2 separate regions of the Mus musculus genome follow, and region 1 is linked to region 2. A link is a loop called in an ENCODE intact Hi-C map of the cell type or tissue named here. Cell type or tissue: heart. All regions are shown on one strand. Each heading gives the region's core, and the rest is flanking DNA. Links, peaks and the distances in the headings are about the cores only.

Region 1 (12,485 bases), core at 4,486-12,485, 270 kb after region 2:
CCTTGTGTTCCTAATGGTCTTAACTGAAGTCCAACTTCAGTTACAATTTTCAGAGGCTCGTTGTTTTCCCAAAGCTAAATCTTTATACTAAATGCAATACTGACTTTTTCTTAAGTAGCTAAAGACCGAGAGTATACTATCTTTAGGGATAGTCATTTCTCAAATGAGTTCTCTAATAGAGATTTTGTTCCTACAATGTAGTCTGCACTGAAAAGAGAATAGAGGAGGGTAGGGTGGTCATTTTGCAGGAATTTTTAGTCAGATTTTGGGGGTAGATACCATCCCTTTTTTTATTAAGAAAATCATATATTTCCAACATATTTTAAATGTCTATATCTTTTATTATAGAGAAACCATTAGATCCAATAAATGAAGAAATACATTTTAAGTAGATATCAGTTACTTTTAATTTGTATGGTAAATATATACATAGGTCCATTTCAGAAAAAAAATCATGATTGTAAAGGGAATATATAACCACACAGATTTTATAGCTGCTTCCTGGTTATCACTTACATTCCGTAAGGAGCTGTTCCTTAGGACCGGTTGGAAGTAGAAGAAACATCTCTCCCTGCACCCGAATGTCCAGTGGAGCCTCAAGTTTTCCATCCTGCTGTTAAGTTACTTTCAAATAGTTTAATGTTTTAGTCAGAGAAAAAAAAATATACAATTATATAATATCTCATTTAATAAGTTTAATACATACAAAGATAATCTATATATTTTACCAATTTAATGTGAATTTTAAAAAATCCCTATGCTATTTAAAAGAAAGAAAATGTATTTTCCATAGTAGTTTTGTGTAAATCGTATGATTCACCTCATCTTTAATATGCATTGAAATAGGTAATACTAGATGCAAGTGTTTCCAAAGCAAAAAAGGTGCAATTTTAAAGAATACATAGCCAAAGCAATGTTACTACCCATCATACTGTTTAAAAATGGATAGAAAATAAAAATATAAGTTAGTATGGTTTAATTCTGAAAATACAAATTATCTTCCTTTAAGAAACCTACCATTAAGCCAGGTGTGGATTGACACACCTTTAGTCTCAGGACTGAGGAGGCGAGGCAAGCAGATCCCTGAGTTTGAGGTAAGCCTGATTTACAGAGCAAGTTCCAAGACACCAGGCAATACAGAGAAACCTGCCTCAAGCCATCTGCTCCCTGAAAAAAGAGATAAATCCTTAATAACCAACTATACAAAGACTGTTAAATGATACAGAAAGGAAAAAGAGAAAGGAAGGAAAGGAGGGAGGAAGGGAAGAAAGGAACTCATGCTACAAGATAGAGAGTAGGTACCCAGGAGTGGAGATGGAAGGAGTCTGAACTTTCCTGTGGCCATGCTGACTTACACTAAGATTCTACCCCAGAAAACAATTCTTTAGCAGTGGACAGAACCCTTAAATTCTAAAAAGCTACAAACATCAAGCAATTCAGGTACTAGGATAACATGTCAGTTTTGCTGGGTTGGAGGTGGGTATCAAGTGATTATTTCCTATCAAGACATCTTTAAATTATAGAGCTCAGTAATCAATTTAAAGACAGTGTTAAGCTACTCACAGTGGCAAATGCCTTTTATCCTAGCACTCCTTAAGCAGAGGCAAACAGGTTTCTTGAGTTCAGGCCAGTCAGGTCTGCATAAGGAGCTTTAGACCAGTCAATGATACATAGTGAAACCCTACCTCAAAAACAAAACAAAAAAAATGTTTTTACGCATTTTATCAAAATTAGCACATCTGTGGCTGAGGAGAAATCCACCTGAAAATGTGGGAGACCTTGACAGAGTGGTCAGCTGGATCAGTGTGCCCTAAACTAAGTAAAATCATTGTTCCATTCTTATACATTTGAATGTGATGGTGACCTTTGAAACAATTCCAGGGGCATTCTCAAGTATTTGATACCTAGGGGTTTAGTAACTCAGACAAATTAATCCCTTTGTACTAATTTTATGAAACAGAGCTGGGGGTGGGGACAGCTCTGGCATAGGGGGCCTCATTAACACTCTTAACTCTGGGATAGAACCCTAAGCAACAACAACAACAAAAGTGTCATATTTTAGAAGGCCTAGAGGTGACTCATTTTAGATATATATACTTTGTTTTGGAATATTTGGTTGTATAAAATGTAATGAGTGAGCTAATTGATTTTTTAGACCATATTTGAAGATGTGGATGACTTACAAGAAACACAAAAGAAAGGTACTTATAGAGTCTGGTTCTAATAATTGGTACCCTCTTTCTCGGTTCCATATTTTTAACAACCCTTTAACAAACTAAATAATTTTTAAGCAGCCAGGAAATTTTAGAGGACAGATATTTGACCAAAAGACTATCAACTTTAAACATTTATTTTATGGTTTCTTGTCAAGATTTAATCTAAATATTTTAAAAGCAATTCCAAGGAAGCATACAAGATTTTCTTTTAAAATAACAAATTTAATATAAATCAAAGACCAGCATTTTAACTACAAATGGTAGTTGTTTAACCATCATATTTCTCTTTAAAGTACACAAAATTCTTGGATCTGGAAAGATAACTCAACAGTCAAGAGTACTGGTTGTTCTTCCCCAAGGACCAAGGTTCAATTCCTAGCACCCATATGACTGCTCACAGGCACCTGTAACTCCATTCCCAGAGGAATCAGCACCATCTTTTAGCCCCAGCAGGCACCTCAGGCAAACATTCATTCACATAAAATAAACATACAATATCCAAAAATATATTCTTTTCACATATTCAGTGTCTCCTAACAAACTAGTACTGGACTTACAGTACTGCCAAATCTTTGTTAAGTTTCATGATGTGTTAGTACACTGTTCTATTGCTGTAAAGAGACACCATGACAAAGACAACTCATATAAAAGGAAGTGTTGAGTTGGGGGCTTGCTTATAGTTTCAGAGTTGAGTTTATTTGCATGGTGTCAGGCAGGCAGGATGGTGCCGGAGAAGTAGCTGAGAGATACATCCTGATCTACAGGCGTGAGAGACACAGAGAGAGATAGACACTGGGCCTTATATGCTCTTTTAAAACTTCAAGGTCCACCCCCAGTAATGCACTTCCTTCAAAAGACCCCACCTCCTAATCCTTGTAATCTTCCTCAAACCAGTTCTGGGCTCTAGTGACTAGACATTCAAATATATGAGCCTATGGGAACCATTCTCATTCAAACCACTAAACATAGCCAAATTCTTAGTTATTTTAGACAGTAAAGGGGCTTCTAGAATGTTAAGAATGTTGAAAATCAAACTGCTTCAAAGGAAAGTAAAAAAAAAAAAAAAAAAAAAAAAGAAAAACTGTGGAAGTAGCCAGCCTTGTACGACTGCAAAAGCAGCCTCGCTGACTGGATTTTTTTTTTTTTTAAAGATTTATTTATATGAGTACACTGTGGCTGTCTCAGACACACCAGAAGAGGGCATCAGATCCCATTACAGATGGTTGTGAGCCACCATGTGGTTGCTTTAAGATTTATGTATATGAGTACACTGTGGCTGTCTCAGACACACCAGAAGAGGGCATCAGATCCCATTACAGATGGTTGTGAGCCACCATGTGGTTGCTGGGAATTGAACTCAGGACCTTTGGATAAGAAACCAGTGTTCTTAACTGCTGAGCCATCTCTCCAGTTAGCTAACTGGATTCTTAAGGATGATTCTAGCAAATTATAAGAATAAATAGTAAAAAGAGGCAGGGACATATTTGTTAACAATATATTGAAATGGGAGCTTTCAAGTCAAGGAGCCAAACATAGTAACTAAATCATGACCATCTGATGCAAGATGCAGTCATATCCATGGTACTGAAAATAACATGATGCTTGCTTGGAGTATGATGCTATGTCACCCAAGTCACAGGATGATTATTAAAAGAACACACACACCAAAAAACATACTTATCCTAAAGAGATGGTGAGATATAACATGCCTTAAATTATATTATAGAATTTAAATAACTAGCTTTCACAATCAGTTTGTGTGTAAAATGTCATTTAAAGTGTTTTCAAATGCATTGCTCTTACAATTTATTTTCCTTTAACTCTTCTATGATATTTAAAGCGTGCATCTGCCACATTGATGATTAAATTAGCAGTTTAGATAACTTGAGTCCCTTTCCCTTTATATTTGAGATGAGGTCTAGATATGTAGTCCTGCCTGGCCTCCAATTTGTAATCCTCCTGCCTCAGCCTTGAGTGCTGGAATTGAGTGTGTGCCACCTTGACCAGCCTTTTGTTTCCTTTTTAATACTAAACCTTACAGTCAGGATTTGGAGTTCTTACATCATATATAATATGTAATAAACCAGGATGAATATTGCATATTCAATATCTCCAGTTTTAATAGTGGCATTGAAGTGGTTCTGGACCAAAAGAAGTCAGTTTGTGAATGTTGTCTGTTAAGTATTACAAAATAACAAGGAAAAAAAAACAAAATAACAAGGGTTAGAAGTTCAAAGTAAAAAACAGACATCTTTGATTTCTGATTAAGAAAAAGCACTCTACATCTTTTTTTTTTAAGTTTTCTAAGTTTGTTCCTTCTGAGAGATTAAGTAAAAAACACCTTTAAAATCATGTCAGCCTGCTTAGAATGTACATGTTAAAAAGCAATTTAAGATGAAAAAACTAGCTTTACAGTGTGTACACTTTTTCTCTAAAATAAACTTTTGTGGCTTTAGTGTCTTAGAAGGAGAGTCCTAACATGAAATGGTCATCTCTTAGATTTGGGAGGAAGGAAGCCACTGTTAACTGTGTAGTGTTACAGCATATTGCACAAAAGGTTTTGGTTTTGGTCTGGTGTAGCTTTGGCTGTCCTGAAATGAAACACTCACTATATAAACCACACTTGCCTCACAGAGATCCTCCTGCCTCTGTCTCCTGAATGTTGGGACAAAAGTATGTGCCACCCCTACCCAGCGAGAACAGTTTTTAATGAAAACTGAGCTAGATTGTCCAGTTCTGGTAAACAGTCTTCCAGTCATCTCACAACCATTATTACAACCATGTACAAAGGGACTCCACTCCACTGTCCCTGTACAAGGACTTTTGACAGTTTAGTGCTTAGTAACTAGTCTTAGTTTTCTTCCTTTTAGAAAAACTGTACATTTGATCTCTCAATTCTGTTTGCAAAGCAGTGCAGAAAACTATAATCAAATGTGACATGTCTATAAAATAATTTTGACATAACAGACATGAACAGACATAAGAACGGCTTCCAATGTTAATTGATAATCTATAAATATCATTTTGGAATTTGACTGGTTCACAAATATATCCACAAAATGTTTGCATATGGAATAATAGAAGCATATAAAACATTGTATGTAAATTGCATCTTCATACTAGCAAACAAGTTAACAAATGATAATAAATGCAATTCAGTTTTGGATGTTGGTCCACATTGTCAAGAAGTCATGTAATAATAATAAATACATATTCTACCTGCTACTTGAACCATGAGTTTTGCACACCAGAGGTTTAATGTTTAAGTGTTGGACTTTACTCACTGTATGAAACACTGATGACAAGTCACCAAATCTTCTTAAATAAGGAACTTGCAAAACAATGGGGCTTTTAAGTAATTTTCAGACACTTGATTCTGAAGAGTCATATGGTCATTTTTGAGTTTTAGATGTGGTAATGGACAAAAGCTTGAGAGTGAAGTAAAGCTTTGGAACTTCTCAGGTTGAGAAGAATTTCTGCCCAGGTCCTCTGTTTAGGACCTGCTGCTCCTGGAGCTGGTGAGGTGGCTCAACCAACTTGCTCTGCAAGGCTGAGGATCTGAGTCTACGCCCTAGATCTCATGATGGAAGGAGTGATACCAACTGTACAAAATTGTCCTGACTGTGACATGCATGTGCATGCAAACATGCATGTAAAATAAAAAGGAACTGCTGTTCCTGGGGCTGGGGGATGTCTCATTAAAATCCAAGTGCAAGTGTGTGGATCCAGAGCACCCACTTAAAACAAAGCAAAACTAGGGTTAGTGGCACTGAGGAAATGGACTCATGAGATCCCTAGATCCCTACAGGTTTAGTGAGAGACCACATCTCAAAGCCCGCTGTGGTAGTGTACGTCTTTAATCCCAGTATTTGGGAAGCAGAGGCAGGACGAATTCTGTGTCTCAAGATCAGTTCCGGATACAAAAGTAACTGCTGTTCCTAATAAAATGTGTGTGTGTGTGTGTGTGTGTGTGTGTTCCTGATAAAGGAACATACTAATAAAAATAATTGCTGTTCCTGATAAAAAAATAAATATAATATATGCAATATTAATCTTCTGGGGGGATTAAGATAGCTTGTAAAAAAAGGATATGTATCCTCAATCTAGAAAAACATTTATGTCATACACTTTAAATTTCCAAATTATCTCAGCCACAGAGTGGTGGTAGTGGTGCACTCCTTTAATCCCAGCACTCCAGAGGCAGAGACAGATCTCTTCACCTGCTTTACAGAACAAGTTCCATGACAGCCAGAGCTACACAGAGAAACCCAGTCTCAAAGTCTCAATGAAATGCACATATTCTAAAAGTCTTAGATGGTTAAGCTACAGTCAGCTGTTCATGAGTTGAAAATTTGAAAGGGTTTCTTAAAAAAAAAAAAAAGCTCTCTAGTTAGGTAATATGAGGAAGGAGAATGTTTTAGAGGTAAGAAAGGACTGTTATAAGCATGTCTTTACTAACTTATCTACAAAATTTCCCCCTTTGGATAAAGACATAGATTCAAGATGGTTCACACAGCCCGGAAGTCTCACAGGCAGCATGATGTCAGCAGAGTGAGCACACTTTCCGCAGTGATGCTTTGGCCACCTGTTTAATCTCACTGTCAACAGGATAAAACTGATTTCCTTAGTGATCAGAGATGACAAGAATATAAAATTAATAGAAGATAACATAAACTAAATTGTAATCCATTGCTAAAAGAAGAAAACATTGAAATCACATTAAAAAGTCTAGTAGCCAGGTGAGTACTAGTGAAACAGAGGGAGGGTGTCCATTGCAAGTAAGTACAAAGTCAGGTCTACAGAGACCTTGTCTTAGTAAGTAAATAAAAACCTAAACACTGATAGCTACTTTAATGACATCATATTTGCCAGTTTGAAGAGTATTTGTGGCTTATAGAAGATCCAAAAAAAAAAAAGATGTAGTAGAGAAAAAGTTATGCTAAGAACATACAAAAAGGTAAGTGAAAGGCTAAGAAAAAATGATTCTACAGGTTAAAAAAATGTTTCTGTAAATATGAGTAGTATAAATTAAAACTTTAGAGCATAAAGAGGGTATTCTTTGATTATAGAGAATTCATTAGAAATATATATGAGCTCTGACACAGGTCTGAGAACATAGACTGCAGCTGACAATGAAGTGATAACACAAGGCAAATATATAAAGCAACAAAAAGTAACGAGGGCATGGATTTATATCAACAGACTATTAATGGGCTCTGATAAACTTTAAATACATGTGAAATATTTACAAAAACTCTGAGGCCACAAAATAAAGCCCAGGAATACCAAAGACATCTGCAAGACTTTTAAGCAACAGTCTAAATCATCTATGAAACTAGATCGGGTAGCACACATCTAAAATCTAGCTCTGGAATTCAAGGCCAGCCTGAGGTGCATAGCATGACCCTGAGTCATAATAATCTTATTTGCCTATTAAGACACTGCAAGGGAAATTCTAATATGCCAGTGTGCTTGAAATTAGAATTCTAGAATGTTAAATCATGTTGAAAATTGAGAGTGCTTCTATGAATGTAAACATTCCTTAAACTACAAATGAATCCATTAAATTGCAGGTTTTTGTTTTTGATGTGCAATCATTCCTGTGTGTACGTAAATTACGTGTTCATTATAAAGTATCTTCACACAAGCTCCATCCGGCAGGCACGGTGCTTTGTTTTCAAACAGCTTTGAGAAAGTTCTGTACATGAGATCAGCTTTTTTGTTTGTAGATTTTATTTTTATAACGTGAGTTTATGTGAGTATAGGTTTGTGTACATGAGTGCTATGTCGATAGGAGCCAGAAGGTGGCATCAGAGCCCCTGGACGTGGATAACAGGAGGCTAGCTGACAGCATTGAGTACTGATAGGCAAATATGGCTCTCTCCCACAGCAGCTAGGTCTCACTCACTATGTCGGTATCTCCTACCCCTGAGATGTGCACAGTGTCTGAAAAGCATGAAACTTGTGAAGTGATGCCTTGCTTGCAGGATAACGTGTTCATTTAAATATGTGTGGAGGTTGGCCTTAATTGTCTCAAGGATACTGCAGCCAAAGACAAAAAGGTCCTAAATGAGGACCTCACTCAGCATAGAACCTTTTAAAAGTGCCCGCTAGCCTATTCCTCTTATTCCTAACTATAAATTGCCCTTGGAGACACAGGCCCCCACTAAGACGACTCATCTTTGTTGATAGACCCCCTGACCACCCAGGTGCCATCATCTCTGATTTGCTGTCTTTCCAAATGAATCTTTCCTTGCCTCACTTCTTGTCCTGGAATCACTGGCATTTGGGGATAGCAATCTAGACCTGGATTGGAACACTATTAGGAGTTGAGATAAAACACAGACACAGAGAGAACACACTATTGAGGATCTTCAGAAAACAAGTCACTACTTTGGATCTTTTTGCATCTGATTAAAAAATCTCAAAACAATTAGGCTAAAAAGCAAACCCCTGTCGGATTATTTACTAGCAACTAATGTAAAGATCCATACCACTACTCTTTCTTCAAAACATTTTTAGAGGAAAATGACTTAGCCTAGGTCACTCACATATGGCTCAAAATAAATTTGTAAGATTGGTAGCCCAGGTTAGCCTGGAACTCCTTAGAGTCCAAGAATGGACTGACTCAACCCCAGTGCGTCGCTGTGTCCAACCTTTAATATCTGTCCGGGCAGCGGGTTGCTGGGAAAGAAGAAACTAGAACCCAAGGACATGTCCACGCTTGGAAAGCATTTTACCACTTAGGTACATCCCCAGGCTTTTTTTACTTTAGAGTCGGTGTTTTCCCTATACAGTTCATCTTAAAGCACCACACATTAATAGCTGTAAAAAAGGAAAATGGCACAACGGTGTACATGGTGGGCTGGCGGGTTCGGGGCTGTTCTAAGGAAAGTAATGGACTTTTCCCCCTAGTTCTCTTTAGGCCAAACCTACACACTTATTTAAAAGACTTTCTGCGGGAAGCCAAAGCCCTATTATCCTTCAGGTCAAAACGTAACCTATTATTAGCGTCCGCGCTACGGTCAGTCGTACACTGACCGCTTTCCGTCAAACTTAAAACCCACTTCCGGCCTAGAGCGAGGGAAAGCCCCTGCTGCGCATGCGTGTCGGTCTCCGCCTCTAAGAAGTGGAGAGTGTGCTGACGTCACCGCCAGGCTGGCTCGTTCGGAGACCGGCGGGAATTTTTCAAAATGGGAGCTCCGGGGCGCCGCCCAGGCCTCGGGAGGTACCGGGGGTACCTTTCGGTGGCGTTGGCGGCGTCGCCAGCGGCGGCGTAGAGAAGGCGTCCTGATGGGCGCCAAGACCTGCTGGCTTCTCGGAGCGCTGCCTCGGAGGGACTGCGAGAAGGCCGAGCCCCGGGCGCCGGCGGCTCGGGAACATGGCGGCGTGCATCGGGGAGAGGATCGAGGTGAGGCCGGCGGGCGCGGAGCTGAGGGAAGGTCCGATGGAGGCGGACTCTGGTATTCCGGGACCCAGTGAGCTGAGGTGAACCGAGCGCAGTGCTGAGGGGAGGTCCATTGTGGCTCGGCACAAACACACGGGAGACCAGACGGGTTAGCGGGCTGAGGCTGAGGCCCAGTCTGGCTCAGGCGCTCACTGGTGCTCAGTGACACTAGTAAAGCGGGGATGAGGCGGGCAGGCGCGGTGGCGGTGGCGGGGCTGATCGCCGAGGGACAGGCGAAGCGACCCGCCCCCTGGAGCCCCGCCCGGAGGGGAGCGCCTTGTACCCCGCAGGTGTGTCTCCAGCTGCGGGCCCCGCCCGGTCCTGGTCCCTTGGCGTCGGGTCCGCACTCCCGCCTCCAAAGCCGCGCTCCGCTTGCCCCCTCCCCGGGGATGGCGGTTACCGTGGCGGGAGCTGCGGCGGGAACCTGGTGGGCCAGAGGAGGGACCCGAGCTAACCAGCTCATTAGAGTCCTTAGCCTCCATCAGGGAGGGAGCTCAGAAAATCTCTCAGAGCGTCAAGATGCCTTCCACCCCAGACACCTGCATCATCGAGGTGTGGCAGCTGCTTGAACCATGTCTCCTTTTCTCTTTGGCCCATTTCACATCCCATCCCCTACCCAACTTTCTTACTTTCTAGATCTGCGATTCCTCACGTGTAATCCTTAATTTTTTTTTTAAAAGGACTTTAAGGTTGGAAATCTACTCGGTAAAGGATCATTTGCTGGTGTCTACAGAGCTGAGTCCATACACACTGGTTTGGAAGTTGCAATCAAAATGGTAAGAATGTATTAGTTATTGTTTCTTCAGTATTTTTGCAAGGTACTAGAGAGCAATGAAGGCATGCTATTTAAAATGTCCCACTCATTATCTGCTAAAGACTGCACCTTGCCACCCTGCCAAATGTGTGCATTTGTAATAATTGCATAATACATTGCATAACCAAAAGACAGCTGTTAAGTACAGCATCTGAATTTAAGGACATTTAAGAGACTCTTAACCTTGCTTAAGTGAAGTTTTATACTTTACTAGGGTTCAGGAGACCAGTACATTTTGTTGCTATGAATACTTAAGGTAATGAGAAGTCAGCAATTTATAATAATAATATGCTCATTTGTGGCTGTAACGGTCCAAGAATACCATTATGGTCAGCCTGTGATCCCAGTTCTGAAGAGTTGGGAAAAAGAAAATCCTAACTCCAGGGCCAATCTCTGCTATCACATAAATGCACTGGACATACTGGGAATGTACTCTGTTAGGTCGAGGGCAGAGCACAGATAGGAGTAAACTGACTTCAAAGACTATATTAAAAAAAAAAGACTTCTTACAATTATAGGTTGTTGTTTGAGCTTTTGTCTGGGCTTAGGGGTATAGCTAGGTGGTAGAGTGCTTTTCTCTAGCATGCACAGGGCTCTAGATCAAGCCACAACCATAAAAATCAACAAATAAATCTGCCCTCTTATTTTTAGATAGATAAGAAAGCCATGTACAAAGCTGGAATGGTACAGAGAGTCCAAAATGAGGTGAAAATACATTGCCAGTTGAAACACCCCTCTGTCTTGGAGGTAAGATACCAGATGTATTAAAGTAGTTAAGGAAAGCTGGATGTTCGTATAGTTGACGGCACCCTTTTCTGTTTTAGCTCTATAATTACTTTGAAGATAACAATTATGTCTACCTGGTATTGGAAATGTGCCACAATGGAGAAATGAACAGATATCTGAAGAACAGAATGAAGCCTTTCTCAGAAAGGGAAGGTGGGTGTCTTTTGGGGGTTGGGGTGTGGAATTTGTCTCTCTCTGTTCTGTTTGGTAAAACTTGGCTTTTCAATGTGTGGTTTTGAAAAATGTGGTATTTTTATAACATTTGTGTAATTTTGTTTTGTTGATGCAAGGACTCTGGCTGTCCTAGGCTGGTCTCAAACTCACAGTTTACCCCTCTCTCATGAGTGCTGGGATTAAAAGTATAAGCCACTACACCCAGATTAGTAATACATATTTAAATTTATTTTATTTTATTTTTTTGCATGTATTGAGTCTTTACCTGCTTGTGTGTCTGTACACTGTATGTGTGCCTGGTGCTCAGGGAGTTCAGAGGAAGAAATTAGATCCCCTGGAACCTGATTGTGAGGTACCATGTGAGTGTTGTGAATCCAGGTCCTCTGGGTGGTGAGCTAGGACTCTTATCCACTGGGCCATCCTTTCAGCCTCAACAATTTCTTTTCTGTTTTTAAGGCATGTGTATAAGTGTGCCTCTGTCTATGAGTATGTGCATGTAGTGTAGGTAGGGGTCCCTGCCCTTGGAGGGTTAACATGGATACTGGGAATAGAGTTTGGGTCCTTTGCAAGAACAGTATGTATCTCTTTATCAGCTGTGTCATCTCTCCAACCACAGATAAAACTATTTTAAATTTAAAAAGGAGAACTCCCCACAAAACTGGCATTTATAAATCAAGTATTACAAAAGTAGAGAGATTTGTAAGCCTTCTGTTCTCTAAAAACAAATTTAAATTAAATTATTAGTAACAGTTTATAGAAAATCCTTTCAAATCTGGAAAATAACTTAGAATGTCTTTGACTAACATTTCCAAATAAACATTATGAACATTTACTATATATGAAAGGTCTGAAACGCAGAGAACTATGCTTATTACTTATTGCTTATTAGCTTATTAGTCAACTTCTGAAAGGATGGAGTGATTCAGACTCCCCAGGTAACATATCTTTGCAATGCAGATTTTTAAATGCACATAGCAACAAAGCTTTTTTTCACACATAATAATATTTTTTATGAAATACAAAATGAATTTCAATTTGTACCCCCATT
Region 2 (12,088 bases), core at 1-8,000:
TCAGGCACTCAAATTAACTCATAGTTATTCTGTCTTAACCTTTGAAGTGTAATTAAATAACATGATTTTTATTAGTAAATAATCCACATAATTTACAGAGCAGGAGGAAAGGAAAGTCAATATTTCTATTTAAATAATTGATTCAGAATATTTCAAAGACATCTCTGAGTCAGGCTCATACCTGTAAGCCCAACACCTAGGGGTAGAAACAGAAGGAATAGGAGGTCAAGCCCAGCTATGTAGCAAGTTCAAAGCCAGTGTTGCCTGCAGAGGTGGGGGATGGGGTGGGGGTATTGGGGTGAGGGGTGGAGGTGTGAGGGAGTGGGGTGCAAATAATTCCTAATAAAAGATTAAGATGCCTAATTGTTTTCTTTAGCAGATAATTTCATAAAAATAAAGTTAGCAATAATAATAAAACCTCAGTAGACAAATGTGCTTCGTTTTAAATGTTCTCAAGTGGGTTTTGGGGGGAAGGGGATGTTTTGTTTTGCCTTCAATCTAAGATGGATATTTGTTTCTCTGCCAGATACAGAAACAAGCTAAAGAAGGCATGTGACTCACCCAGGTTTGAGGTCACCCAGCAGCAAGGCAGAGGCTCTCTCTGAACTCTCCACCCCCTTGCTGTGTTGTTTGTTTCCTTTCTGCCTCTGCCTCTCGACCTTATTTTCCTAGGGTCCTGGCACCATGTGGTGTCAGGGGACAAGCAAGAGTGCGGTAGACCGTTCTGCAGTTTTTAAAGCTGTAACTACCGTGGCTTTTCTGTCAAGAACCATAAACCTTCTTCTGCCCCGGCACAACACGGACAGTCCTCAGTGGCGGTACAATAGCATGCTTCCCATTTCAGTGATAAAAGTCCAACGAATCTGTCTCCCTAGAGGAACTGGCCCTTATGCTTAAACGTAACAATCAACATGATGCGTTGTGCGTTTACGGAGATGACACCCATGGCTCTTCACAGAAGTGTGATTCTAGAAGGGGATTTGACTTGACGCATCGCACCGTCAGGGTTATACAAAAGCCATCGTGGCTGCAGTGACGTAAGGCAGAGGCTACGTCAGAAGTACTGCCTGTGATCTTGGAGCTTCTGAGCCCACCGGTATTCTAGAACACCTGCCCTTTCAGCACTAGGTACTGATAACAAGGTAGTCCAAATCCTAGAATCTAAGTCTCCTGTCTCCACATCCTCACTTTCCATGAGACTTTCAGATGGGATCTCAAGATAGTCTTAGAGAAGCAGGCACCAAAGCAGAGTCGAATATACAAGGATTCTGTAAAGGGAAATGTTTGCATGAAAAGAAGGAACTAAAAGTCCAGGACAGCTGTCCTAAGTGGACAGAGTCCATCTTTCCCCCAGGGTGCGGTCTATCTCAGCCCTCCTGTGCTAGGTCAGCAGCCTAGGGGAGGCGTGACCTCACCAGGAGCCAAAGAAAGTAGGGATTTCACCCCTACTGTCCGTCCGGTGTAATTTCCCCATCACACGCAGTGTGCAGGGAAGGTGTGAAAGAGAAGTCTCTAGAACCTTCCAGTATTAAAACAAGACACTTCCCCCCCCCCAAAAAAATAGATAATCGTAAGATGGACTAATTCCATATGATTCAGGAGCTGCATCAACAGCTTTGCTGTAGAGGATTCCAAATCAGCAAATACAAATTGGACATTACTTCTGAAAACCACAAGGTGGCGCTCTTTTGCTTTTTTTAAACCTAAAAGGGGATTTTTCTTTCTTTCTTTCTTTCTTTCTTTCTTTCTTTCTTTCTTTCTTTCTTTCTTTCTTTCTTCCTTCCTTCCTTCCTTCCTTCCTTCCTTTCGTCCTTTCTTAATTTAACATGGGTTATGCTGATTGTTTGAAATCTCTTAAATCATCTTTTAAAATCACCTGAATGATTTCACATCGTATTTACAAACTACTTGTAAACCTGATTTTTCTCCCAGTTATCACAGACTGATCAAATTGCAATGCTATTTTTTAAAAAAGCCACCAAGACAAAATAAACAATTAAATCACTAAAATAAAGTCAAAGATAAATTGCTTTTTAAATTAAATTTTTAGGTTGGCATGAAAAGTGGTGGGTTTCAGATCTTCAAGCTTTTTAAGGGAGGCACTTTTTCAATTGCATTGTCTCCCCAGCCCAAAAACAGTATTCTTAACAACCTTTCTGTGCCCACTCCCCAAAGAAGGCAGCACACAAAACACACACTGCAGCCCATGGCCTGGACCAGGAGAAGGAATGTGTTAGGAGGAGGATGGTTTGTGCTGTGCTTTACGGCGCTTTCATTATGATCCCAGGGAAAGATCTTTAAAAGAATATTGTAATAAAAATGCCTAAATATAAGAATAAAATCAGTGACACCAGTGAGAGACCTGCTAAGGATGGAGTTAGAAATCCAGTTTTTACTTTCAGCTGGTATTTAATGATTGCACAGACCACGGGACACAGTGTGAGATGATGCATGCGTGTCCTCATCTGTTTCTTGTCGCTGAGACAGAGTACTGACGGGATGAACTAGGGAAGGAAGGGTCTCGGGAGCCTCAGCAAGAGAATCTAACAGCTGATGCAGTCTAGGAGATAGAAAAGACCCTGCCATGAAGCTACACTCCACCTGACCCGAGACGCCACAGAAGGGGAGTGTGGAACAAAATTAAAATTAAATTAAAATTTTAAAACAAGGTTTTAAGGAGGAGTTTGCTTTTACAGAGAATGGCAGGTGAGAGAGGATGTCAAATTCTAAACGTTGTGTTTTCAGCCTAGCTAGGGGAAAGGTGAATAACGTAGTCTGCTCTCTGCTCTGTGAGGAACACTACGAACAGGAGCAACTTGGAAAGGGTTTATTTGGCTTGCAGGTTTCAGTCTGTCATCCAGGTAAGTCGAACTCGGGACAGGAACCTGGAGGCAAGAGCTGAAGTAGAAACCACAGACACACCGCTTACTAGCTTGCTTTCCTAGGTTGGCTCAGCCTGCCTTCTCTTACTACCCAGGCTCATTACCCAGGGATGACGTCACCCACAGTGGGATGGGTCCTCCCGGTGGGCCCTCCCACATCCATCTGTAACCAAGAAAATACCCTACAGACATGCATACAGGCCAATCTGATGGAAGTTATTTCTCAGTTGAGGTTCCTCTTCCAAGGTAACGCTAGGTAGTATGAAATTGCCAAAAAATAATCAAGACAGTGATCATAAAAGATCAGAGGAGTTTGTGAGAACCGAGTTGCCGAAGGTCTTCCAACAAAACTAAGAAGTCTTCGTTTCCTCCAAGAACCATGGAAAAACTCCATGCTGTGAGTTAAACAGATGCAATAGCTAACTTATGAGTGCTCACTATCCAAAGGAACAACATGTTGAAAAATCAGGAATATCCAAGCAAGATAAACAGATTTGACAAGATTCATTTGATTTTTGTTATCCATTATGGGTGGGGAGATGGCTCAGCGTTTAAGACACATGATGATGGCTCACAAGCATCTGGAACTCCAGTTCCAGGGACCGGATGCCCTCTTCTGGTCGCTTCAGGTACTGCATGCACATGGTGAACCGATATGTAGGCAAAATGCCCATATATATATATATATATATAATTAAAACAATAATAATATTGGGATACAGGATCCATATTCAGTGCCAATGAGTTTTTCACACTAGCTCATTTTAAAAATTTTGAGACTTTCTCCTCTAGGTGTAATACCCTATTACCCTCATACCCTTAAATGAATTACTATATTAAAAGAAAGTGAGATTTCAATATTTCGGTTTCTGAAAAAGCCAATCACTAATTTCCCCAATACCTTTCTAGTCAGGAGATTTCAAAAGTAGCGAGTCCAACTTTTGCTCTATGCTTGGGTGGTTCAAGACCCCTGTGCTCTGTAGGTCCAGGAGACCTGCGCTGCACAGTCGATGGCACACTGGGAAGACTCCTACTTGCTTCAAAGCATCGTGACATCACCTTGTATTTCGACCTGAAGGGTCTTTTCAAGTTATTATAGCCTGCACTTTTAAGTGTAGTATGGACTTGAACAATCATAACTTCCTTAAAATTAAACAACACATACAACTCAGAGAGAAAACACCTTTGAAAGAATGGCTTCCCGATACCCAGAAACGGCTGTCCAGGAACCTTGTCTCTGGAGGTTAGCATTAATCCACGTGTTAGATCATGTGAACAGTCCATAGCCATTTACTTCCAGGCTGGTGTTTCTTGCTAATATTTACATCATTCAGTTGATTTGTTTTACCCTGTGAAGAAAGGGTTTGGTTTTCATCAGTTGAAATACTGTGGGGTTTTGGTTTTGGTTTTGGTTTTGGTTTTGGTTTTGGTTTTGGTTTTGGTTTTGGTTTTGGTTTTGGTTTTGGTTTTGGTTTTGGCTTTGGCTTTGGTTTTGGCTTTGGCTTTGGCTTTGGCTTTGGAAGTGGCACAGTTTTTAAATTTTATGGCATGATTTTAATGTAACCATGAAGACACCTGCGTCCCGTGCAGCCACTGCCTTATGTCAGTGTATATCTCCTCTCATTTCTTCACTTCTTAGTTACGTGAATACATTGCCCTGGCTACTTAGACAATTAAGATCTAGACTTGCTAGGTATGTGTTGTCCTTGCAGCAGAAGGGCACAACATAGAGAGAAGCCAGTGATTAGGACTTTGATTTTCTTTGACAGTGCTATGGATAGAACCCAGAGCTCGGCATGAGTTAGGCAAGTACTGGCCCACTGAGCTGCTGGCCATTCACTGTCCTGGGCTGCATGTTCTCTCTAAGGCACAGAAAGCACAGATGGCCACTGCAGTAAGGCTGCGTGGGTGAGCCAGCGGTGGCTTGGACTCCAGAGACAACCAGCGAGGCTGGAGAAGGGTCTTGGAAGTCGTAAAGCACCCAGACTCCATCTGTCCTTGTTGCTTTGGTCCAGCTTTGGACCCCACGGTACAACATCCAGATGTTGCAGTAATGTCTATTGATAACCCTCTAATAAAGAAGCCCATGTCAGGCGAGCAAGCCTGGCCCCCTCCTTCACCACCCCCTCTTACTTCTCCCCTCCTTCCGTCTTTCCTCTATATCCCCTTCTGTTGTTTAAGACAAATTGTCTCTCTCTACCCCAGCCTGCCCTCGAATGACCTGCCTGCCTCATCTTGAGTGAGGGGATGACAGGCTGGTGTGCACCACCACATACGGGCTACTGAGCTTCCGTTTGTTCCTTAGATGCTGTGGAGCCTGTCTTTAACCCCCTCCCACTCCTTTGCCCTTTCTCTCAGAACCCATCCATTCCTCATCCTGCTGAGGACACTGACAGCGTAGGTCCTCTGCTGAGTCCCTAGTAACCGCCTTCACTGGAAAGAATAACGTAAGCAAATGTCTTTACTGGATGCGAGGATCTCTCCCACTTGCTTTAGTACAGGACAACTCCGCGACACCACCCCATGCTAAGGACACGGAATTGGCTGAAGATTTGCTGAGACTCTATTGCAGTTGAAGTGTTCCTCCTGCCCATGTGACTCCTTCATTCCCCTCCTCCACCCCCTGCATCCCCCAATAAACTTCACGCGTGGAAATCTCCATCTCAGCAGCTTCTCAAAGGGTCCGAATGCCTTTGTTTTTTAATAGTAAATGTGCTGATTGTAACCTTGGGAGATAGGTTGATTTGATGAATCTATTCTACGTGGGAGTCCTTTGGAACTTTGTAGGAAGTTGTGTGTGTTTGGGAGTGAGAGTCCCAAGTTTTATGGCTTAGAAAAAAGAAAAGAGCCAGAAATATACAAAAGCAAGAAACTCAGGCGAGCTCGAGGTAGAGAAGCCCATGTCTGGGCTGCAGCTGCCAAGCAGACCCAACTCGTGGGGGGGGGGGGGTCTGCTCCGTGGGCAGCTCGCCATCTACACCCCTGGAAACACCCTGTGTCCATTTTCTCTTGATCCATAGAAAAGGCACAACCCAGACAACTGGTTCTGAAATCTAGTGAAATCAGGGGCTCTCTGCTTAGGATCTCAAAGAGAACAAAGTCAAGGCTTCCCTGGGGTTAAAGGTGGGTAAAGGGGAAAACATCTTCCAAGTTTACACACATTGGCAGAATGTAGTTGTTTTGTGATTGTGAAAGTCCCCATTTGCAGGCTGGCACTCAGCCAGCTCTCTCACTCTCCACTGTTAAGCTGTTCTCAAGGCTCTCCCTCCAGGTCATCCAGGCTCCATAATGTTCTACTCAGTTCACATAGCAACTTCTGACAAAGTTCCAAAAGGCTGTCACGCAGAATAGATTCGTCAAATCAATCTATCTCCCGAGGTTACAATGAGCACATTTACTATTAAAATACAAAGGCAGTCAGACCCTTTGAGAAGCTGCTAAGATGGAGATTTCCACACATTCTCCAACCCTGCTGGCTAACCAGCAGACCCCAGGGACCCACTTATCTCTGCCTCTCCAGGGCTAGAACTACAAACAGGACTACTGATAACACCTAGCTATTTTGACCGTTTCTGGCTGTCTAATACTCAACCCTATACCGGCAAGGCAAGCATTTTTATCAATTAGACATCTATCCAGCCCTCTCCGCTTTCGCTTTCCCTGGCCATCACAGAGCTCTCTACCTTTCAGGACTCCTGCAACTAGGTCTCTCTCATAGGCTAGTCTCCACACTGCATCCCCTGCTGCGCGGTGAGGATTAGCATAACACAGGGGTGATACCCCCATAGGGTTTCCAGACCCTGTGGATTACAGTGTGGTATCTCTGGGAAGAGGCTGAGAAGTCCTGCTTATCACAACTCTCAAATGGCTTAGCAAGCTCTTTACATTAGTGACTCCAGTCAGCCTTCTCTTCCTCTGGCCCATACAGTTCACCTCTTCTGTGGCTTTTCTCAGACCTCTACTTCAGCCTCCTGCCATTGCTAGCAGATGACCTTGTCTCTCATTTCACATATGGAGGAAGCTAGCTGTACTAGCTAGCTCCGTGCGCTTATACCAAACCCCTGCACACTGGACACTTAAAACACCAGAAATGTGCCTTTCCATCACTCTGGAGACTAGAAGCCTCAAATGAAGGTGTACGAAGGACGGAGTTCCCCTGGGGAATTCCAGAGGACACTTGGCTCCACGCCTGGCTTCTGGTGCTTTGGTTCTGCTAGCTGCTTCAGTGTGGTCACTGACTGTCCCAAGAGGCTCATATGTTTCAGGCTTGGCCCCCAAAGTGGCACTATTGGGAAACCTTGAACCCACGAGACTCTTTATGTGGTTGGGGGCTCTTTTAAGGGACTCTGGGACCTGGGTCTCTTTCTCTTTCTTTTCTTCTCCCTGGAGGTGAAGCAAGTAATTTGCTTTTCCAAGTGTCTGCTGCTACTGTCATTTGACATCCCTAAAGGTCTGCCTGCTCATCAGCTGGGACCATAAGCCAAAATAAACTTTCTTGCTCTATAAGTGGATTCTCACAGGTATTTCACGCTAGTTCTGGAAACTGACACATGTACAGACCCACCACTCCATAACTGCTGTCCAACACTGTCCCCTCTCTATTTACTGACATGCCCTTCCATGTCCTTCTTTTTCCTGTGTCCTTTATATTTATTTATATTTTATGTGTATATGTGGTTTTGTTTGCATGTGTATCTATGCACAAGTGTTTTGCCTGAATGCATGTCTGTGCACCACGTGTGTGCCTGGTGCCAGCAGAGGGCAGAGGAGGGCATCAGATCGCCTACAACTGGAGTTACCGGTGGCTGTTACTGGGTGCTGGGAGCCATACCCAGTCCCTCTACAAGAACAGCGAGAACCCTAACTAATGAACCATCTCCCCAGCCCCTTTTCTCTCTTCTTGTAAAGGCTCCCCCAACAAATTAAGGAACAACCCCAATTCAATATAATCTCATCTTTGTTACAAGTCAAAGACTATTTCCAAATTAGGACCCATTTGGGTGGGAGGAGTTAAGAACTCCACATACCCTTAGGGACACACAATCAACTATGATAGTGCCAGAAGACCTTTGCTTCCACAGCTACTAAAAGACTGCGTGGTGTATAATCTGCACGGACAACTTGACTCCATTTCGAATAGCTGTGGAAACACGACTATGGGTGTGTCTAAGGAGTGTTTCCTGGAAGGTTTAACTGAGAAGGGGAGGCCCGTCCTGATTGGGGGCAGCTCCATGTCATAATCTGGGATACCAAGGCTAATGAAAAGGAGAGTGTGAGTTGAGCATCAAGGTCCATGGCTCACCGCTCCTACAGATGTGACATGAGCAGCTGCCTCCTGCTCAATCTGCCCTGCCTTGCTCCTCAAAAAGCATCGCGCCTCCAACTATGACCCAGAACAAATCCTTCCTTTTTAAATTGCCCTTGTCAGGTATTTTTGTCATAGCAACGAGACACCTAGCTGAATATATGAAAGTCTGCATCTTGCCTATGTACGTAAACTTGAATCATTATTTTATTGCCATCAAACAATGATCAATTATGCTTATTTATTTTTTATTTTTAATATTTGTTATACTGTTTATTAATTATTAATACTTACCCTTCACACTTTTGCTATAAAAATTATACTTTGATAAGCATCTCATTCTTTGTTTCCTTGGATCAGTTTCTGAATCAAAAGACAAACACTTCAGCTTCCGGGAAACTCAGTTGAAGAAGACCACCAGACGAAAGAGTATGTAGAACAGCCAAGGAAACACTGCAGGAAGGAGAGGTGAGCAAAGGTTTAGATACATTGTGATAAAACCTCTCTGCAGGAGAAAAGACTTACGTGGGATGACTTGGCTACAACGCAGGTCAAGCCCCATCTACTTGGGATTAAAATTAACCTATGATCAATTATTAGTCTGTATCTCTGACATCAGTGATATGCCACATTTGAAAACACCTTCCTACTTCTCACAATCATTCTGTCTGATGCTGACTCCGGTTCGGGACAGAACTTGAAGTCACTTGTGGGTCATCCCCCCCCCCCCCCCCCCCCGTACATTGAGCTAAGCTTCCGTTTTTTCTTCCTCTTTCCCTTCTCTGTCTCCTGACCACAGGGTGCAAGGGTACATGCTGCTTTGGAACCAAGGGACAACTGAGGTCAAGTATATTTCAACCCTATCACCCACGGAGGATAAAAGGCTCGTGTCAATCAGGCTTGAAGTCACTTTTCACACCGTACCCATGTAATGTACATGATTACTTGTTTTGATTTTTGCTTGTTTGTTTTGGGACAGTGCCTTGTTATGTAGCCCTGACTGGCCTGGCACTCCCTACATAAAGCAGGCCGGCCTCCAACTGTTAACTATCCTCTGCCTCAGCCTCTGAGTCAGGGGAAAGAAAGGAGAGCGCCACCAGAACGGCACGCAAATGGTTAAAGTGCTTAAATTCCCACCCACAGGGGCATCTGGCTTCTCTTCTCAACTCAGTCCGCAACACAGCCCCAGGGCAGGCGCATCTGTCCCGCAAGCACCTCCTCCTCTTCAGGCTCCTTGGTGGCCTCAGGTGACAGTGTCCTTCCCTGGGGCGGCGCCTGGACACCGGTGTCCAAAGCTGGGGCCGCCTAAGGTCGGCAAACTCTGGGTGAGGCGCGGAGCGCGCACTAGGCGGCGAGAGAGTGCCCCTGGAGCGTGGTTCCCAGAGCGGTCTCGGGGACGTCCAGCACAGAGAGGAGCCGCGGGTCACCCTGGCCCTTGGGGACCTGGGCTGCGCTCCCAGAGCGTCCACCTGCCAGGACTGAGCGATCGCTCCCGCGGGCGATCCCAGGGCATACGGACCCACGGTGACACTCGGACATTTGTGTCCTCCATCAGAACCTCAGCCGAGCTGGGGACCCGCTGACACCCACCGCCGACCCGAGGCTCGCCCTCGAGGCGGCTCCCTACAGGAATGTTTCAGGGGGGCGGAAGGACCAGCATCCCCAAGCCTGCGCCCCGCAACCTGGAGGACCTGGACTCGGTGCAGCGCGTCCTGCTACACAGGTCAGTGTGGCTCCGGGGATGCAACCAGGCTGGGCGCAGCGGCGGGGTTCGGCTAGGTGCAGGGCTCCTATCCCAGAGTGGGTTCTGGGGACTCGCAGAGACTCTAGACCAGTGCCAATGCTCTGGACTATAAGAACCTAAGCTGTCTCTGTCACGCTGCTCTGCACTTTCTGCAGGGATTTGGGGAGGAAACTGGGAGCTTTGCCTGGACTTTGTGAGAGGGATTAGAAAGAATTTCTTTTTTAATAAATCGAATTTCGCCCCACCCTCTTAGCACCGCGGAACATTAACCGCACAGCAAAGGAGTTCTCCTAAGGAAGAGAACCCCAACTTTCCATTAGCTTATCCAACCCTATCATTTATGCAAAATTGACGAACAAAGATTAAAACCCACGCCTATCGCAGGCGATGGGTTTGTTGATGAGAAAGGAATCCAAGAGAACAAATTTGACTTGCAGAGTGAATGGACTGAATGCAAGCATAACAGTGAATGATGTTAACTCGTAAGGCCTGGCCTTAATGAGACATGATGGGAGGGGGACTCAGACGTAAATGAGCTTCTGGTGAACACGTTTGTGGTAAGGGAGAGAAGGTTTACGTGAGTTCTGTCATCTGTAAACGTTTCAAGTGACCCTTTTAAGTCTTTGTACAAAACCATATGAGCTGTAGGAAGCGTGAGGGAGGAGGCCGCTTCATGCAAGGGGTTTTAAAGTTGGATTTCTTCCACTTGAGAAACTTGAAGTTCTCTGGACCCCACTCTCCACCCCACAAAACAGCTGTTGCCATGTAGAATGAAATATTGTCAAACCAGGAGGTAAATTCCCAAGGATGATTCCTCCTTGCGTTTGATAACATTGCATACAGTTCAGGAGCGACCCCGGGTAGTAGTCTCTGTAAGGCAGCATTCACGCTCACGCTGTGAGGCTGGCCAGCCTGGGAAGGAAATCTGTTTTAAGCACCTGACTCCACTGCAACAGAATTTCTTCATATTTTTCTTGTTTGAAATGTCTAGTAGGAAAAAAAATCCAAACTTATTAACACCACTGGACTTCAAATGGAGAGCACAAGCCTGCCTGAGTGACGGGGAAGGGAGAGTTTATACTCTAATCCTCACACTGAGGTGCTCATTTCAGAATAAGTATTTCTGGAATGCACCTGCTCAACATTAGACTGAAAAGCCACTCCATCTGAATTACAAATAACAGCTCCCCTTTGCCGGGGCATGGACTCTGAAGCTCAGTTTGTCAGTACCGTGGCTAACAGTGATTTCATCTTAACAGAGTATGAAAATCATTTTCAGCTTTGCATTGCATTGTGTGTGTCCTATTATTCTGTATTTTATTGTCATTTTGTGTTTCCAAAACACTGTTTAAAAACTTGCCACGTGTCAGTTTCTCTCCCCCTTGGCGAAGGTATATTTTCCAACATATTCATCCTTTTAAATATCCTTTGCTTGCATATATAAAGTTTAGTAAGGATATAATACAAAAACCTTTAGATCATATTTATCCATCTATCCGAATTCTCATGAACTACGTCAGTGCATAATCTGTGTTTTAAAGTTGTTTTGGCATCATTTTTTTTTTTTATGTTTTCCTTTTAGAAACATCTCTTGCATGTGCAGGCAACCCAGTGGGCTGCAAACACATCCAAAAACTTGAAAGTAGGAGAGTGGGTAACTCTACTTAAAGGAAGAGAAAGGGGTCTTAGCAGAGAGGAGACAAGGCAGGACAATAGGGAGTGAAACAAACTAAAATTCATTATATGCATATGAAACTGGTGAAGAATAAAAAGAAATAAATACCTTGTAAATCATCCACTAAGTTTTGGCAACTGCCTTAAAGAGCCCATAGGAAGCTCAGATTGAAGGAAAGAATACAGTGTTTCGTTTTATTTTTACATTTAAACGTAAAAGCTAGGCCTTCCAGGTGTTTGTTAATGACTTGTGTGTTTCCCATTGCAAATATGGTTTTCAAAACCCACAGCGCTGGATTGCTTTACGGTTGAGAAAGATACTAGAAGGAACGTGCCAGTCCTGATGTGACAGTCACTCAGCAGTGAGTGGGGACTTCGCCTAGTCTGTTCTGGTCTGTCAGGAGAAAGGCTTCCGGATGGTATTGGCCAATTCATTTTACTTAGGCAAGCTAATGTTTTTGTGTTGTCTTGATTATCCATGCT

What was found. A loop is a pair of places that touch in the nucleus more often than their neighbours do. Peaks named below come from ENCODE experiments on the same cell type or tissue, not always from the same donor. Only the 100,000 strongest peaks of a DNase experiment are listed, where the experiment ranks them.
Region 1: it touches region 2 in a loop (4-fold over the local background); 4 of 42 quality-filtered maps call a loop at or near these places.

What each region holds. Positions count from the first base shown.
Region 1 is chr3:40,790,657-40,803,141 of GRCm38, forward strand. Plk4 (polo like kinase 4) reads left to right here and starts at 9,295. Exons shown (of 16, transcript NM_011495.2): 1 at 9,295-9,627; 2 at 10,344-10,439; 3 at 11,129-11,224; 4 at 11,302-11,416. The coding sequence starts at 9,598. It also overlaps a transcript of Hspa4l not described here. In heart, for the core only: CTCF peaks have their summits at 8,019 (motif pointing right) and 9,429; a DNase peak (open chromatin) is centred at 9,355; H3K4me3 peaks cover 2,348 bases; H3K27ac peaks cover 1,638 bases.
Region 2 is chr3:40,522,054-40,534,141 of GRCm38, forward strand. 1700017G19Rik (RIKEN cDNA 1700017G19 gene) reads right to left here and starts at 859. Exons shown (of 6, transcript NR_040445.1): 1 at 562-859. It also overlaps a transcript of Intu not described here. In heart, for the core only: CTCF peaks have their summits at 1,669 (motif pointing right), 3,507 (motif pointing left) and 7,621 (motif pointing right); no DNase peak of the experiment used is centred there; H3K4me3 peaks cover 1,206 bases; H3K27me3 peaks cover 1,183 bases.